Linked DNA regions of Mus musculus: region 2 is linked to region 1. Evidence: chromatin loops called from intact Hi-C (ENCODE). Cell type or tissue: left cerebral cortex. All regions are shown on one strand. Each heading gives the region's core, and the rest is flanking DNA. Links, peaks and the distances in the headings are about the cores only.

Region 1 (8,337 bases), core at 165-8,164:
GAACTTTGTGAGTGCCGCAGACCCTCTGGATCCCTTTGTCTGCGTGGAACGGGCCTCTGGGGCAGGTGGGCAAAGGGCCTGCAGCATGTGAGGACATCCCACTGAAGACCAACTGTCCCACAGTCTCTGACTCTGTGTATTGTCCAGTTGTGGGCCTCTGTGTTAGTTGCCATCTACTGCAAGAGAAGCTTCTCGGATGGTGAGCGAGTGAGTCTCTGATTTATAGGTACAGCAGAATGCCAGGAGGATGCACCGTACTGTTCCTTTAGAACAGCACTGGTATTTGATTCTCTCCTAAGCCCCATGGCATTTCTCAGGTTCTTGTCCACCCTGGCAGTGCCATGCATGGGTTTCATCTGATTGAGTGGTCCTTAAGTCCAACTACAGAGTGGTCCTAACTGGTCCCCCACTCTTGCAGCAGTGCTGTCCAGTTCACACAGTTCTAAAGAGAGGTTTTGTAAAGTCTAATTCTTGTCTCTCTACTACTTGTACTTTCTTCCTGCTATCCCTGGATAAATCAGTGACTTGCCATTACTGTGGGGACAAATAGAAAGTTCTTTAATCTGGTCTTGGGACAGATCCTTTGGCCTGTACCAGCCTGCTACATATTCTAAAATCTACTCCAACTGGGGCCAGCTTTATCTTCTGCAAGGGCATCCTTCCCTTTGACTAAATCAGACTACAACATGCAGCATTTGCATCCCACTTCTTAGGTCTCAGCTAACTGTGCTTTTATATTCATTTCTTCAATGACTTCATTTGCATCTGTTTCCCTGGTTTGGTCAGTGCTATGAGGGCACAGCCTGTCTGTACTCTTTATTGTCTTCCAGGTCTGTGATCTTAACTTTTTAAATCCTATTTTTAATAAGGGTTCTTACACATGTTAACCCCCCTTTAAGCCCACTACGTACCAGAGGTAGTGGAAAAGAAAGGTTATTAGGATATGGGGGAAGTGGATCTGTTTAGAAATTGTTCTTTGGAGCAATCCCATGTGTGTTGTCAGGAAATCAGCAGTTCAGTTCACTGGTCAGCAGCAGCTCGATCCACCAGCAGACCAGTTCAGTAGTGTCAGGATAGCAGCAGGGGTGGTATGACCTAGCAGAAATAGTTAGGCCTCAGTCGAATCAGCATGAGTCAGCAGGAGGAATTAGGACCACCAGGAACACAAGTTCTCGGCTGTGCCTCTCTCAACTAAGCGAAGACCAGCAAAGACTCGAGACAAAGAAGTGCCAGCAAAGCCCCTCACAGTCTGTTGAGTCTAATGTATACTCCCTCCAAATATTACCTATCTTCTATGCTTCTTGCCTCCCCACGTGTCTTGCCTTAGCACAAGAGTCTGTCTTAGCAAAACTCCACATGAGTCTGCATCAGCCGACATCACTATCAATTGGCCAGAGCCAGAGTCCTTGGAAGTGGCAAGAAGCTGCCAGCACATCAGACATTCTTTGGTGTGTTTTTCTCTGAGTCCCAACAAATGGAGCTCAACAACGCAGACCAACACATGAGTGTCATTAGCAAAGAATCCTTCATTATGCATCCTTTTATTGGCTTGATTTAGCAAAACATCCTTTCATCTGTGCCTTCTTCAGTGAACCGTTCTTTCAGGAGTCTGCCTTAGTGAAACATCTCTTCACCTGTTTCTGCTTCAGCAAATGTTGCTTCCTATTTGCCCCAGCAAAATACCATCCAACACAACCGACTCTCCAAAGAAAGCAGAAGTTTCCACTTCACAGGTCCATCATTATAATGGATACCTTATTTTCCCTAAACTTCTGTCGCTGACTCTTTAGGTTGTTTCCAGTGCAAATTCTATTGTAAATTATAACATGGAGAATTTCACTATGTGTTCATCTTTGCATGCCTGTGTGTTAACATATCTCTAACAGATAAACTTGTGGAGTGTAATTAGCTAGTTCAAGGCATGCATCAAGGACATGAGTCAATATTTTGGCAACTAAACTTGCAAATGCTTTCCTCTATTTGGGAAACTCCTGATATTGTCCTGTTGGGCAGGAGGCAGAGCCCACTTGCTAGGGTGGAGGCACAAAATGGCAGATGCTCATGTTCCTTTGCCATTGTAATGAGACTATGCTGTCAACAGTTCATGCTAGAGAACCATACAATCTGTGTTTTAATATCACAAAAGCTTGTTTTAAGTACATTTATGATGTTGTGTTGGACCACAATCATGGTTATCCTTGGGTATATGTGGCCCATGGACCACAGGTTGGACATGCCAGTGAGGGAGTTCTTTTGGGGACCAGAGGGCAGGTATGTGACTTGTGACCTAAATTCTCCTCGAGGTTGCAGTAGGAAGCAATGGTGGCATGACTCTGTAGTAATGGTGGCTACCATTGTTCAGCAGCAGCAATGAGTATTGCTGCTAAATATTTTTTTGTGTCTGTGACTTTGATGGTAGCTGTTGGCAGCTTCCTGACCACTTTTGTTCTTGCCCAATATTGAGGTCTAAAACTTTGGCCTTTCCTGGGATTTTGTAAGTCACTCAGTAAAAACAAAATAAAGCAAATCAAATCAAAGCAAAGCAAACAGCCCCAAACAATATGAACCACAAAAGAACAGCTTTTCTTTTTATATTAACTAAAGCCATCGAGCTTTTAACACAGCATATGCATTTAGAAACATGGACTCCAGTGCCAAATTGACCTCCAAAGACGTGGCCCAAATTCCCATTCCAGTTCAGTGGGGCCCACACATTCAGATTTCTGGGTCTTTCCTCTAGTGCAATCTATGTTGCCTTGCAGTGATTTGTTTCTTACCCATTCTCCTACATTAAGCCTTTAACCTAGAGCCTGACACATGTAGTCATCTATGTCTACTAAATTAATGAATGAAAGGAACTGTTTTTAAAGTGCTCGAGGCAGGTCAAAGGCAGCATAGTCGGAATTACTAACTGGGAATTGGGAGGATATCTCCACTCAACTCCCTATTCTGAAGTGGGAGCTAGTGTCCAGAGGAGGTAAGTGACTTGACCAAGAGCATAATTAATTGGCCAGGTTGAAGCAGCTATCAGAGCTGTGTTTGCCAGGTCTATTAGAAGCCTACCTCCAAGTCCTCTGTGTAGGAGCCTATAAGGACTGCTGCAGCTTTCACAATGTTTTTGTCCTATACTTTATGACCAAGGGGTAGATTTTAGCTAAAATGATGTGCAGAGCAGTTGGCTCAAAGCTGTGGAGCTGCCAGAAAATCAACCTGGAAAATGGGGAAGGCTGGCAACCACCCGTTTGGAAAATTGCCTTTGTATGTGACTGGAGGGCATGCACATGTGCGTAAGGATCAAGCACTCTCCTTTCCGTGCTAGATTTTTCATTTCCTTTTTTTCTTTGTATTGCTTTCAAATCAAAGGGAAGCCATGGCAGAGAGAGAACCTCTTGCCCTGAGCTACATATATGAAAATGAAGGAGGTTATGGGACGGGAATGTTTTCAATAATGGATTGGAGGTATGGCCTTTTATAGGAAATGAAGCGAAACTGTTACTAAGCCGATGCTGAGGGACTGAGGTGGGATGGGATGGGGGAGGGCTACTAATTTCAGTGAATTGCCCCCTCCCCCAAGATTCATTTATGTACAACCAACTGGTTGGTTAAGAATCAATTTTAGACTGAATGGGCAGTTGCTTGTCCTACTTAAAGGACTTAATTTTTTGACATTTCTATTGCCACAGCTTGATAGAAAAATATTCATAAAGTCAAGTCCGTTTTGAAGAGAACATCTGTAAAATTGGGTCAGCAGATATGTTAGACGATGGAATGAAGGATGAAATACAAACCTGTCTGGTCTGTGCTTTATAGCAACAGGGAAGTGCTTTGTTTCCAGGGCGAGCACTTGGATTGGAGCCTTTTGGCTCTGATGGCTCGGACCTGCCACATAACCCAGGTTCAGAAGCAGCCAAGGGGCACCACTGCCTTCAGCCTTGGCTTTCTGGGCTTAGCTCCAGCTCAGAGGCAGAGACAGCATGTGGTTCCTCAAAGAAACCACTGGAGGCCGCTGTGGCACCAAGAACTCAGGAAGGGTGCCCAGCTGGTGGCAGAGGGTGTCTCTAAGGAATAATGACTGTCACACACACTGACTGTTCTTGAATTCTAGTCCAGGGGTTTAAAGACACTGTTATGAATTAACATGAATAAAATATTCGGTAGATTAAGCGAAGGTCCTGGCTCTCCTGGGGTTGTTTTCTAACTGCTAACATGCTTTATACCCCTCTGGGACTGGGTCCTTTTTGCAGCCCAGAGGCATAGGTTTTATCTATGGTGAAAACGTCCTCCCCAAATGACACAAAGGTTGCTGCTGCAGCCTGTAGTATTTATACTTTTGTAAAACAGGATATTATGCTGTCTTCTCTGTCAGCCATTATTGGCAGCAAGTACCAGCCATCATGTGGACCAAAGAAACAAGCTTGCCTGACTGAATGTTAGACACCTCATTAATATGATTTTTAGACGAGCAACAAAGAATTTCTTGATATAATACATCCTAAATGTTGAATGAGTCATACCTACATAGAATAATTCTTTATCTTCGTTTCAAATTTATCTTACTATTTAGTATTCTTATTGATAAAACCTGTTCTTTTTACACAGGAAGCATGTGTGGCTATTGGGAGTTGCCCTGGGGGAACTTGGAGTCAAGACCATCAGAGCTGAAGTTAGGCGTAGGAGGGGAGAGGGATTGTGTGAAATGGGGACTAGGAGGAGGGAGGCTGCGATTGGGATGTAAAGAATAAATAAATTGATGGGAAAAAAGACTTCTGTTCCAAGATGGATGTGTGTGTGTGTGTGTGTGTGTGTGTGTAACATGCGTTGGTGTATGGTGCATGTATAGAGGATGACGAGCAGGAGTCTGGGAGTCTGTTTTCTTCTTCCACTCTAGGATCTGAGGATGGGACTCAGGTCGTTAGACTTGAGCTTTACTCACTGAACCATCTTGCTAGCCCCACTTCCTTTCTTTCTTTTTGGTTATGCTCTTGCCTTAATGTTACACAGGTATGTTGGCTTTGGGTGACTTTATTTTAAATCCCACTGAAATGCAGGGTTCAAATTCAACTAATGGCCATGATTCATTGGCTCTGAGAGACCTGTGCATAACTCATGGTATTGTTAGAATACATGAGACTATGTGAACTGACAGATTGTAGCAAACCTGAACACCAGAACAGTTATCCTGTTGTACCATCACCCTGATTTTGTCTGGTCCTCAACCTTGGGTGTACCATCTAGAGAATGAGTAGTGAGGCTGGGATGGGAACAAGCTCTGGGATGAGGCGCTTGTTCTCATTCCTGGATGATTTTTCCTTCAGTAGTCATGGCCTTATCAAAGTGAACTTAGTGAACTGCATGGATTTTGTCGGAGAAGGAATCAACTTGGAAGTACTAGTTTGAAGCATCTTTGCTGCCCTTCTAACAAGGTGGCAGATTGAAGACAGGTGTGATAGAGCTCAAATATTTCCTCTCTTAAAGTGTAATGGGTAGTTTTAACTGTCAACTTGACACCACCTGGACTCATTTGGGGAAGTAAGTTTCTATAGGGGATTGTCTGGATTAGGTTTGCCTGTGGCCATTGCCCTGGTTACTTTAATTGATATGGGAAGACTCAGCCTGAGAGTGGCTGGCATGTTCCCTGATTTGGGGCCTGGCCTGTCTAAGAAAGGCAGCTGAATATAAAAGCATGCATGCATTAATTTATTCGCTCCTGGGTGTGATGTGAGTATGTGCTTCAGATTTCTACCTTGGCTTTCCTGCAGTGAGCTAGAACAGACCCTGTTTGCCCTCAGTCGCTTTTTGTCAGAGTATTTTACCACAGCAACAGAAATAAAACTAGAACAAAGGCTTTGTGAACTCTCATTGTTTCTCACTAAGCCTGCTGCCTGGGCAGTTTTCCATGTCTTCCTCTCTTGCCAGGCTGCAGCTGTTTACCATGCAAGACTGTAACATGCATGGGGTAGGACTGAATTTGCTAAGACTAAAGGCAGACCCTGTTCAAGGCACCATCTATTAAGCCACTCAGGGTAGTGCAGATAGTGTTGTCCCAGGGGATAGTCTGAAGAAGTCCAGTTTGGCCAGAGGGCCTGCAGTAGCTTGTTTGGCTACTATTAACCAGCTTGCCATCTCGGTCAAGTTTATCTTGTAAATCCACTTCCCTAAATCAATGGCCTCCATTAGATTGGAACTAGAGAGAGGCTGCAGCATCTGTGAGCACTTTGGCAAATATTTGAATAAGCTTATGTGTGGGATCTCAGGAGGAAGAGCATCAGTTTTGTGACGATTTTTTTTTTTTTTTGCCACTTAGCCCCAGAGCCAACTGAGTGAGAGATTTTGAGGTGTTTCATCTTGCCCAGAGGTACTCGTTCTCTCCTTTTCTTTAATCTGTTAATGTAGAGTACAACCTATGCTTGGCCCAGCCATGATAGGCTTAGAAGCTTAAGAGTAACCTGGGGAAAGATGGACTATCATAAGATCTGGGCCTTTGGAGTGACACTCCATTTTCAGCTTTGATCACTGGAATACTTTGGTGGAGGGAGATGGGAGGCTGCATATATTGGATGAGAAAATGCAGTAAGATTGAATCAACATGTGTGTCAAAAGAGAATGAGTAGCCTGAGCTACAAATAATACTAGGACCCTAGCTAGTCATCTCACTGTTTTCTGCTATAGAGTATTTATCTGTGACATGGTGTAGCCTCCCCCAGCCTTGAGCAGGCTGGCTCAGACCTGTTCTGCTACTGTGAGCTAGGCCACCTAGGGTGGAGTCTTCTGACCTAGATAGGTCTATTGTTCTGCCACTTCTGCGGTTTCCTCCTAGACACCACTACCTGCTGAGAGGTTGAACCTGTTTTCCAGACACTATCCCTAGGAAAAGAGTTCTTGGTGTGGTGGGGGATGGGGTTCCCCCCTCTTTAAGCTCAGACTCTTAAGTAAACTTTGGGCCTTGATCAGTATCTTTGTCCTGGTCTCATTATTTCTCTCACCTTTTTTCTCCCATGAAGCCCCAGCCTCCCTTTCAGGAACTCGGTTTGTGTAGCTGCAGGCAGCTACAACATGTATTCTCTTGGAGTCACGTGTGAAAACAAGTAATTTGAGAGGTTGTACTAGTTAGGATTCTTCAGAGAGACAGAAGCAATAAGAAACATATTATTTCACCTATACACACACACACACACACACACACACACACACACACATCACAGACATCTATGACAATTCATTTGTGTTAACAATTTGCTTATGTGGTGGTCTGCTGACAGTGTCAGACTCTCTAGGGTGGAGGCTTAGAAAGTTTATTGCAGCTTCCATCTAATGGATCTCTGCCTTCAGATAACACAGTCTTTTTCTCTTAAGAGTTTGAATTCATTGAATGATTCTCAACCACATTATGAGTGGTACTCTGCTTTACTAAAAAAAATAGAATGATTTAAATAAAAATGAAAATGAAATGCACCTTCATGAAAAAGCTAGGTAGATGTTTGACCAAAAGCTTAAGAATCTATGACCTAGCCAAGATGACACACATGATGGATTATTATGGAAGTGGGCTCTGAAATACAAATAGAAGCTGGGCGTGCTGGTACACAGATTTTTTTAAATAAATAAATTAATTTATTCAGTTTATATCCCTATCACAGCACCCCTCCCTTCTCAAAGTCCCATACTTATAAATCTCCCCCACTACCCCATTCCTTTCTTCTCAGAGAAGGGAAATTCCCCCTTGGGTATCATCCTACCCTGGGACATCCAATTGCAGCAGGAATAAGTATATCCTCTCCCAATGAGGCCCAACAAGGCAGTAGGGAAAGGGAATCTAGTGGCAGGCAACAGATTCAGAGAAGATCCCCACTTCAATTGTTAGGGGGCCCACATGAAGACCAAGCTGCACATCTGCTACTAATATGTAGGGAGCCTAGGTGCAGCTCCTGTATGCTCTCTGGTTGGTGGTTCAGTCTCTGTGAGCCCCCATGGGCTCAGCTTAGTTGACTCTGTAGGTTTTCTTGTGGTGTCCTTGACCCCTCCAGCTCGCTCAGTTCTATCTCCCACTCTTCCAAAAGATTCCCTGAGCTCTGTCTGGCATTTAGCTGTGGGTCTCTGTCTTAGGGTTTTACTGCTGTGAACAGACACCATGACCAAGGCAAGTCTTATAAAAAACATTTAATTGAGGCTGGCTTACAGGTTCAGAGGTTCAGTATATAATCATCAAGGCAGGAGCATAGCAGTATCCAAGCAGGCATGGCACAGGCAGAGCTGAGAGTTCTACGTCTGCACCCAAAGGCTGCTAGTTGAAGACTGACTTCCAGGCAACTAGGGTGAGGATCTTAAGCCCACACCCAC
Region 2 (8,280 bases), core at 1-8,000, 970 kb after region 1:
AATCTTTATCCATCTATAGAATATTTAAATATTTGGGATGTCATAAATGCTTATAACGACTGACACATTTTAAGGCAGTCATTTTCTATCTTGATTTGTGTATTTTAAAGTTGTTAAATGCTTGACTGAACCCTAAACAAAACAATTCATGTATCATTAAACTGATTTCTAACATGAGATAATTTTCTTCTTTGTCCAATAGCTGTAATTTTTAAGATTATCTCAGACAACCTTGATTCTTTGCAGGGATATCTGGAGGTTGTAGAGGGGATCTTATCAAGAGCAAGTATTACCGCTTTCAATCTCTCTTCCCCATACATTTCTTTAAAACACTGTATACAAAATGGTCTACTGAGCAAATACTCAAGCATTCTAAAGAAGACATACCACACTAGGCAAAAACATGAACTATAGAGAGTTTCTTTTTAATGCACCACTGAGTATAAAGGGGAAAAGATCAATGGCTGACAGCAGAGAACAGAAGTTCTGACAACCTACAGACCTTAAAGAAAATGAGACTCCTCCCCCTCATAGTGTTGTCCTGGTAGCCCCAGCATGAGAAAAGTTTCACCCCCTCTATTTCCCACATTTTCCCATCCACAACCAGTCCTGCTCTACTCTTCTGGTCGACTGTAGCTAAGGGAGCCCCAGAGGACCTGTGTGGAACACAGGAGTGGGTGGAGGCAGATGGGCTGCTGTGGTACAAGCCATGCCTGGCTGGAGCTGGAACAGTTCACTTTTGTCTGGAAAGCAGGTCCCCTCCTCCAGCCCCCACGAGGTCCAGAAAACTTGGGAAAGTGTTAGCTGCTGGAGCAGGCCCTGGGGGTTGCCTTCATCCCAAATAGAAGAAGCCTGGCTGGCACATGGCCCCTTCTCAGCCTTGACAGCCTCACATAGACCTTTGAACTTTCTATTTATATAACAGTTTAGTGAGTTTAAGTCTCTTCCTGTATAACTGCCCGTTTGCAAGCTTGCCTCTAATTAGGCTACTTGTGAGACAACATATAAAATCTACAAACAACTGATGCAGTCCTTTGCCATGAGAATCAGGCCAGTATCACAATTTCTTTTAAAAAAAACCTACTTTTAATATTTGGGGTTTGCTATCATGGGAGTTTTTACATTTTTGTTCTTAAAAATTATCTCTTTATGTTTTTACCCAGTGAACACACACACACACACACACACACACACACACACACACACACACACACTGTATTTTTTAATTAAAAGGTAACTGCCTCACAAAAAGAAATTTGGCATACTACAAAGAGGTACTTTAATGTTATGGAGGTAGGTGCTTACAGGATAGAAAACCTGTACAATTTGTAAGCTTTTACATTTATATTAATGACTTTGCCATTGCTGATAAAGACGTCCAAATCTAGCCACATGATCTCCAGATTCCTCAAGAATTCGTTTACTTGTTTAACAAGGACAAATCTATGGGATGATTTAAAAAGCAGGAACTATGCTTTCCTCTTCCTTCCTCCATATTTTTCCCTTCTTTTAAAAAGATAAAATGATGTATTTGGCAGACATAAGCATCTGTGCCTTCCTTTTCTTTCACAGAATGGTTCATATTAAATTCTAACTCAGGTGAACACTATTCATGCATCCAGAAATCCTAAGGAACTTGAGCTTTGCCCTTTAATGGGGTCCAGAGCATGACCCATTAAGCTACCATTGCAGTTTGCAAAACCCAGTGATACATTCTGTAAGGCATATGAGCACTCCCAGACACTGCACAGACTTGCACAATGCAGCAGCATTCATAACCCTTCTTTGGAGTGCATATTTGTCCTAAGCATGTTTATCAATGTGCATTCAGTTTGTTTTAAATTTACTATAGCCAAGTGTTTGTAAATAATACATATTCCTGTGTATGTGAAGCCATTCTTCATTAAGGTTAGAAAATTGAGTTGGGGTTTAATTTTTTTTTCAGCTCTCCTGATGATTTTATTGATAGGTATCTAGGTAGAGTTAACATAGAAATAGTTTCAAGCTTGTTGTTCCACAAGTGAATAGGGTCAATGCAAATGAGCTCTTTAACTTTTATGCCTTACCCCTCATTTGTCTTTCTACATACATGAGGTAGTGCATATCATCGCTTTAGCCCTCTAGTTATTTTCATGAAATGGAAGTAAACATATAACAAGCGTTATGGTTTGAAGGATGTATAGGTTATCATTAAGAATGATGTCAAGCTTTTCAGTTTATGCACCATGGTTGTATTTGTGTTTCTTTTCTCTATGGAGGTACTTAAAATACAGAAGCACAACCACATTACAAATATTTAAAATATAGATGCAGATTCATAAGAAACCTTTCCCTTCACAACCAAGCAATAAGAAGGAAAATTGCGTGGTTCATGTATACAGAAAGGAAAGGCAGGCTTTTCTTTTTTATGCAGATATGTTATACCATTCCATCAGTATTTTCTATCACATCTACCAAATCGGTCAGCATGCTCTAAAATGGATGTGTCATAGTTACAGATCAGGAGGAAAATGGTTTTGTATTTTTCTTAAGAATAGGAATTTCTAAAGGGAAACAGGCACACATGTTCCTAAAAAACAGAAATTAAGCAGAAAGGTTCACATCCCCTTTAAATATTCAACTACACATGTATAACATTAAACTAGAATTAAAACAGTAATATATGTGAATGTGTGTGTGCAGAAACGTAATTCCTAGTATATGCCTAAATTTTCAGCTAAGCCTTTAAATCAATTATAGCAATGTCTATTAAATTAGCAGTGTTACCTAAAGCATATATTAGACAAATTGCATGCAGATAATAATGATGTGGTTATCAATTGTCAGCAAAATAGATTACTATATCAGAGTAAATGTTGCATTCAGAAATACAGCATTAAATTGAGCAGTAAATTCAGGAATTTTTAAAATTTTAGCAAGAACAGATTCTTTAACTATAATGTTTTCCTCACAACTAATAAAATCCCACATAGTTTTTAAAATGTCTATAGATAAATACTGATATATTTGATAATTTATTTGGAATGTCTATAACAAAATGTAAGGTATCTTGGGTTTGCAGCCAAGCAGTCACGAGTGGCATAATGAAGCTATTGGCCAAGCATCTGACCCTTTTTTAAAGAAGGAAATTGCCTAAAACATGACATTGACAATGGAAATCCCTGCAAAAAAAGGCACAGCATTCATGGCCAGTAGCTAGTAGTCTGAACATTGCAAAAGATTTCAAACTGTTGGTGGGCACTACAGATTATCCTCACTACATTTAAAGGGCAAGAGTGCCACTTGAAGTCTCTGCTCCTGTGGCTGCCTCCTTCCTCATCTAAACACTTGGGCATGGGCGGGGGGACTGGTACATTAAAATATTGTGACTTATAAAGAACGATAATGTTTATAGTAAATGGTGAAGTTTTTCTAAAGTTAATAGATCTGAGGAGCACTATGCATGTGCGCCTGTACATCAACACAGAGAGAAAGAACTTTCTGCTCCCCCACCCCCACCACAGTCACCTTTGCACCATGTTTCAGGATCTCTCCGCAACTTTACGGTATTTTGTTTAAAGCAGGCTAAACCTGGGGATTCTAGCTGTGTGTCCAATACACAAACCTAAGGCTGCCTCCCACTGGGAAGCCAATGGGGGTTCAGAGGCTAATTAAATGTTCATTGACTTCGGAGCTGAAGACTTTAGGGGCCAACTTCAAACACCCTTCCACTTGAAAGTCAAGCGCTAAAGGCAACTGGACTGGAGGTCCCTAGTGCAGTGGCCCCTGAAGACGCTGCTCTGAGAAGAGGAACTTAGGCTGGATAGGCATTAGGTTTTGGACCCATGCCTTTCTGGGTGGGGATTGAGGTGGCAACAGCGTGGGCGGTGGCCGCTGAGCAAGCTGAGGGTGGCCTCTGGGTACCTGGCTGTCGCTTTTTCTCCCGCCACTGGCTGCAGGCACTGGCAACTGGAAAGTTAAAGCATTTAAGACTGGATCCTACCCAATCAGCCACTGGTGAGAAAAGACCCCAGGAGGTTGTTGTGCGGGTGGGTGGCACTGAAGCTGCTATGGGCCGGCTGCAACTCTTTAGACTTGGAGTGCAAAGGGATGCTCTTGCCCACATCTTTCCCTGTCCCCGCACCTCCCCCATCCCAGCACCCGACCAAGGAGTCACTGAAGCCAAAGCTAGAGGTGTCTGGGAGCAAGTGGGAGAGTGTCCGGGGCGCCCCCCACAACAGCTCTGGCTCCTCTTAACAAAGGCGAAAAGCCCAGACCAGACCGGGGATCCCGCTCATCAAAAGAGAAGGGGAATTTTAACACCTACCACTGCTGCTCCAAGTCCCAATCCCTGAAAAAGTCGAATAGATCCATAGCGGCGGGGCGGCGGCGGCTGGCGGCCGTCTGTCCCTGCTCGCTGCGTGTCGGCGCGGCTCTGAGCTGCGCGGCTCTCTGGCTGCGGTCGGCGGCGCGGCTCTCTGGCCCTCCTACCCGGTTAAAAGTGCTGGGGCCGCATCAGCGGCAGCGGCGGGCGCCCGGGGTACCTAGTCCTGCGCTCCGGAGCAGTGGCGGCAGCGGAAGCGATGGCACCGGGCAGGCAAGAGCCTGACCTCCCGCTCTGGTCCACTCGCTCCGCGGCTGCCCGCTTGCCCAGCGCGTCCGGGCTGCGGTGGCGGCCGCTTAGAGCTGGGGTCGCCTGGGCCGCCCGCCTGGCAGGCTGCTGGCGGGTGGCGACGGCAGAGGCGGGGGCGAGCGAGGCAGTGGCAGTGGCGCGGCGCGGCAGCCGGGGCGGCAGCAGCGGCGGCGGCGGCTGCACAGGCGGCGGCGGCCGAGACAGCATCACACACTTACACACTCACAGGGGGCGGAGCCTGGACAGCTCGAAGCCGCGACATGGAGCAGACACGTTATCATCCTTGGATCTGGCAGGGGCTAGCCCCGCCCGCCCTTGCTCCTGGATGCCCCCCACCCCCTGTCAAAATCAGCTGATGGGGGCAGTTGCAGAGCTGAAGACTCAGACCTAGCCCAGGACCCAGAGGAGGTCCTGGGACCCAGACAGGGGAACACAGAAGGTGGTCTCACTGTACCAGAGTGTAGACTAGCAGAATGGGACACCCTCACCCCAACCTACCACTGGGATGTAGTATTTGCCATCAGAAAAGAGTGCACAAACTGCTGCAAGGAAGGGCTAGCGCCCTGCTGCCATTGCCTGTAGTCCCTGCCCAGACATTCTTTTCAGACCACTGGATCAAACTTTTGCGTCCCCAGCATCCCTCTGGGCTGCATCACGGGGCATGTGTGTTCAGGGAGGACAGGGCGGTCACCTTCACCATTTCTGCGGTGCTGCGCATCCCAGCCGAGTTCACGCTGCAATATCCTCTTAGGCTGAAGTAGTACTGGTCCCTCAGTAGGTCAGCAAGCTCTGGGCCCTGGATTTAGTAAGCTGCAATGGGAGGGATAAAGGGCGTCCCCTTGAGTGGTCCTTGGGATAAGTGGTTATAGTACTAGTTTCTTCCAACCTTAAGCTTTGGGCAAAAACCTCCTGCATTTTCCTTCTCTGAGAAACAGGAAAACCGCTGGGTGTGTGCCCACTATCCCACGCACCAGCTGCTTTTCTCCCTTCTGGCTTGAGAACAGTCTCTCTGCACGTGGAGGGCTTAACCACACCCCTCTCCTCCTTCCAGCTTGTCCTTCTAGTCCAGGAAAGGATGAATCCATTCCTTTAGCGAGTTCCTCAAAGGAAAAGTTTCCTCATCTACTCAAGAGAAAAAGGATATACAGGATTATAAAGGCTTGTTCAATTTGGAGTCCCAGACATCTGAATTACTTTCCTACTGTCCTTACCGGGAAGGTACAGTATTGGCACTGTGCTGAAATCCTAGGGCCAGAAGTGAGCAGAGCGGTAGACAACATTGACAAAACCTCCTAGCCTCAGTTTTCCCATCTGTACAACTAAAGTATTACCCTAGTGGCCATCAGGCTTATCCTGATCTCTTTCCTTTTCCTATTTGAATATTTGTTTTTAATCACCTCACACACTCAAAACCATCTAGATAGCCTTGCTTTTTGATCTTGACGAACTAGGAGTCCCCACTAGGTCATTTGCTCAAGATCTAACATCTCTCCTGGAGGGGAGGGAAAAAAAAAGTCAGATTGCAACCTTAAACGAGAGAAGCTGTACACCATATAACAGAAAGAACCACAGCTCTATCTTTGGATTGCTTACACCCAGGGCTTATTTATTTATTTATTTATTTAGGTAAGGGGAAGAAAGCACATTGTTGACATGGAGAAGTAAAGCTCCAAGATGCTACAATTTCTGTATTCGGTGGGACTTTACCCAATGTGTATTTTGCACGAACCCAAGTCTTCTACAGATACTAGTGAACTGACAGAAAATCAACCAATGGACAGCCAAAGGGAGACCATGTTTCAAATCAGGTTGTTAACTGGTACAGGTTGTGTTAAGTCCAATAGGATATGGCTGCTACTACAGGATTTAGAAATGGGAGTTACAACATTTAAAAGTAGTGTGAGTGGGGTTACACATTATCTGTGTTCTTGTTTATCTTCTGTTCTAGATTGTGAGTCTTTCCTGTGACAAGAAATGTCCCATTCCGACTTGTGGCCTTCATACATTATGCCCTCAGTAAGTGATGCTCCAATTCTATTTGATTGCTAATAATGATTGTCACCATGGGTTAATGCTTGATCTGTTTAAAAAACACTTATGCAAATCCAGAACATCTACAGTTAACATTTAAATGGGGATTATGATCAGTTGTTACCTATTTTATTTTCATTAGAGGGAGGGATCTGTTCACTGGGGAAAGACATACAAGCAATATTCTAAATAAATTCTCAACAGAAATAAAGCTGCTCCTTTAAGAGTTTCAGAAACCATCACCCCACCGGTGTACTTTCTTCCCAATCAGCAGGGGGACAGAGCAGAAGCAGAAGGAGCCAGCAAGAGGCACCACTCTGAACAGAAGTGCCTGCGGGAAGGAGAGAAGAGACAAGTGGTGCTGGCTGCTGCTTCAAAGAGGGGCAGGGGCTTTCCCTTCCTGAGATCAAAACCAAGTTAGAAGGCATGGAAGCAGCTCCCCTCCCCACCGCCTCCTAACAGAGAGGAGACTAAAAGAGGCAACACAGAAGAGGCCAGGCTGTCCCTGATGCCAGCAGCTCAGGTCCAGCACACACTAAGTGGGGGAAGCTTTGTTATCTTAGATCTAAGGCTAGTTTTCTCCCTTAGTACTAGACTTGCACAACCCTGACTCTGATAGATGCTCCCTGGAGTCAGGGCTGCCTGCAACTATCATGCTAACAGCAAGACCATCTAGTCTCTAGGAGGACAAGTTACTTTGTCCCATTCCACTTATTGGGCCATCTTCCCCAAGGTAAAAAGGGTCCTCAGCTGTTGTCCTGGATTTGATAGGTAAATCGCCTTAGTTCTTTCTGCTTTCCTGACCTAGCAGAGCCTATGTTAGGCCACAGATTCACAGTTGTCAGTTCATTCAGTATTTGGAATCTGCACATTCCTTCTGTTCTGCCTTATCCTCCTCTCTATTAACATCTGTCATCTCGACTACCCTGTACATTGTACCTCACTAACCTTCCCCATTGACCAAATCATCAGTCAAAGGGGGCCTGCTAGGATGGCCACTGAACAGCCTCTGCAGGCAGCACAAGATCAAAAGTGAGACTCCAGATCTCAATCCATGGAAGTAAAGCAGAAATTATTTTTCACAGGTGTGACTTGAGAGAAATGCTGATTCTAAGATCTTCAGAAGGAAATTTTCCCCTTGAATTACTTTTATAGGAGTTTAATTCAAAGTCTCCAAGTACTAATCTTCATTTCAAAGAACCTGAAACCGTCCATTCCTACAGTATTACTAAAGGCATTGTCACACAGATTCTGATAGTGTCTAAAACTAAAATTAATTTAAAATAGTTTAACCATGCATGTCAGTTTCCGGAAAGGAACAAATCGACATAGTGTGATATATGTTATTGTGTTGTAACTCGGATTTCCACATTTGCTTTTGACATGGCATGTAGTAAGGCTGACTTATTTCCTAGGAAGAAATTACAATTTGTGTTAGTTCATATTAGTGAACCTGTTGAATGTAATTCCATGAATTACACTGGGAACATCAAGGACCTCTATGAAGGAGAAACTTGGTGCTACCTTGAGTTTAGAATGGGTCAACATAACTGATGCTGGGGCAATTTCCTCAAATATGTAGCAACTTCCAGAATAATCCATGTTAAAGGAGCACTTCCATGATTTTTGTTTGGTTG

Evidence for each region. A loop is a pair of places that touch in the nucleus more often than their neighbours do. Peaks named below come from ENCODE experiments on the same cell type or tissue, not always from the same donor. Only the 100,000 strongest peaks of a DNase experiment are listed, where the experiment ranks them.
Region 2: it touches region 1 in a loop (37-fold over the local background); 2 of 42 quality-filtered maps call a loop at or near these places.

Annotation. Positions count from the first base shown.
Region 1 is chrX:70,326,311-70,334,647 of GRCm38, reverse strand. No RefSeq gene overlaps it. Among named protein-coding and RNA genes, the nearest start is that of Ids, 35 kb to the left of the region's middle. In left cerebral cortex, for the core only: a CTCF peak has its summit at 4,004 (motif pointing right); DNase peaks (open chromatin) are centred at 4,006 and 5,942.
Region 2 is chrX:69,356,865-69,365,144 of GRCm38, reverse strand. It overlaps Aff2 (AF4/FMR2 family, member 2), which reads right to left and starts at 4,814. Exons shown (of 20, transcript NM_008032.3): 1 at 4,307-4,814. The coding sequence starts at 4,353. In left cerebral cortex, for the core only: a CTCF peak has its summit at 4,533; DNase peaks (open chromatin) are centred at 4,530, 4,827, 5,106, 5,579 and 4 more places; H3K4me3 peaks cover 2,819 bases; H3K27ac peaks cover 977 bases.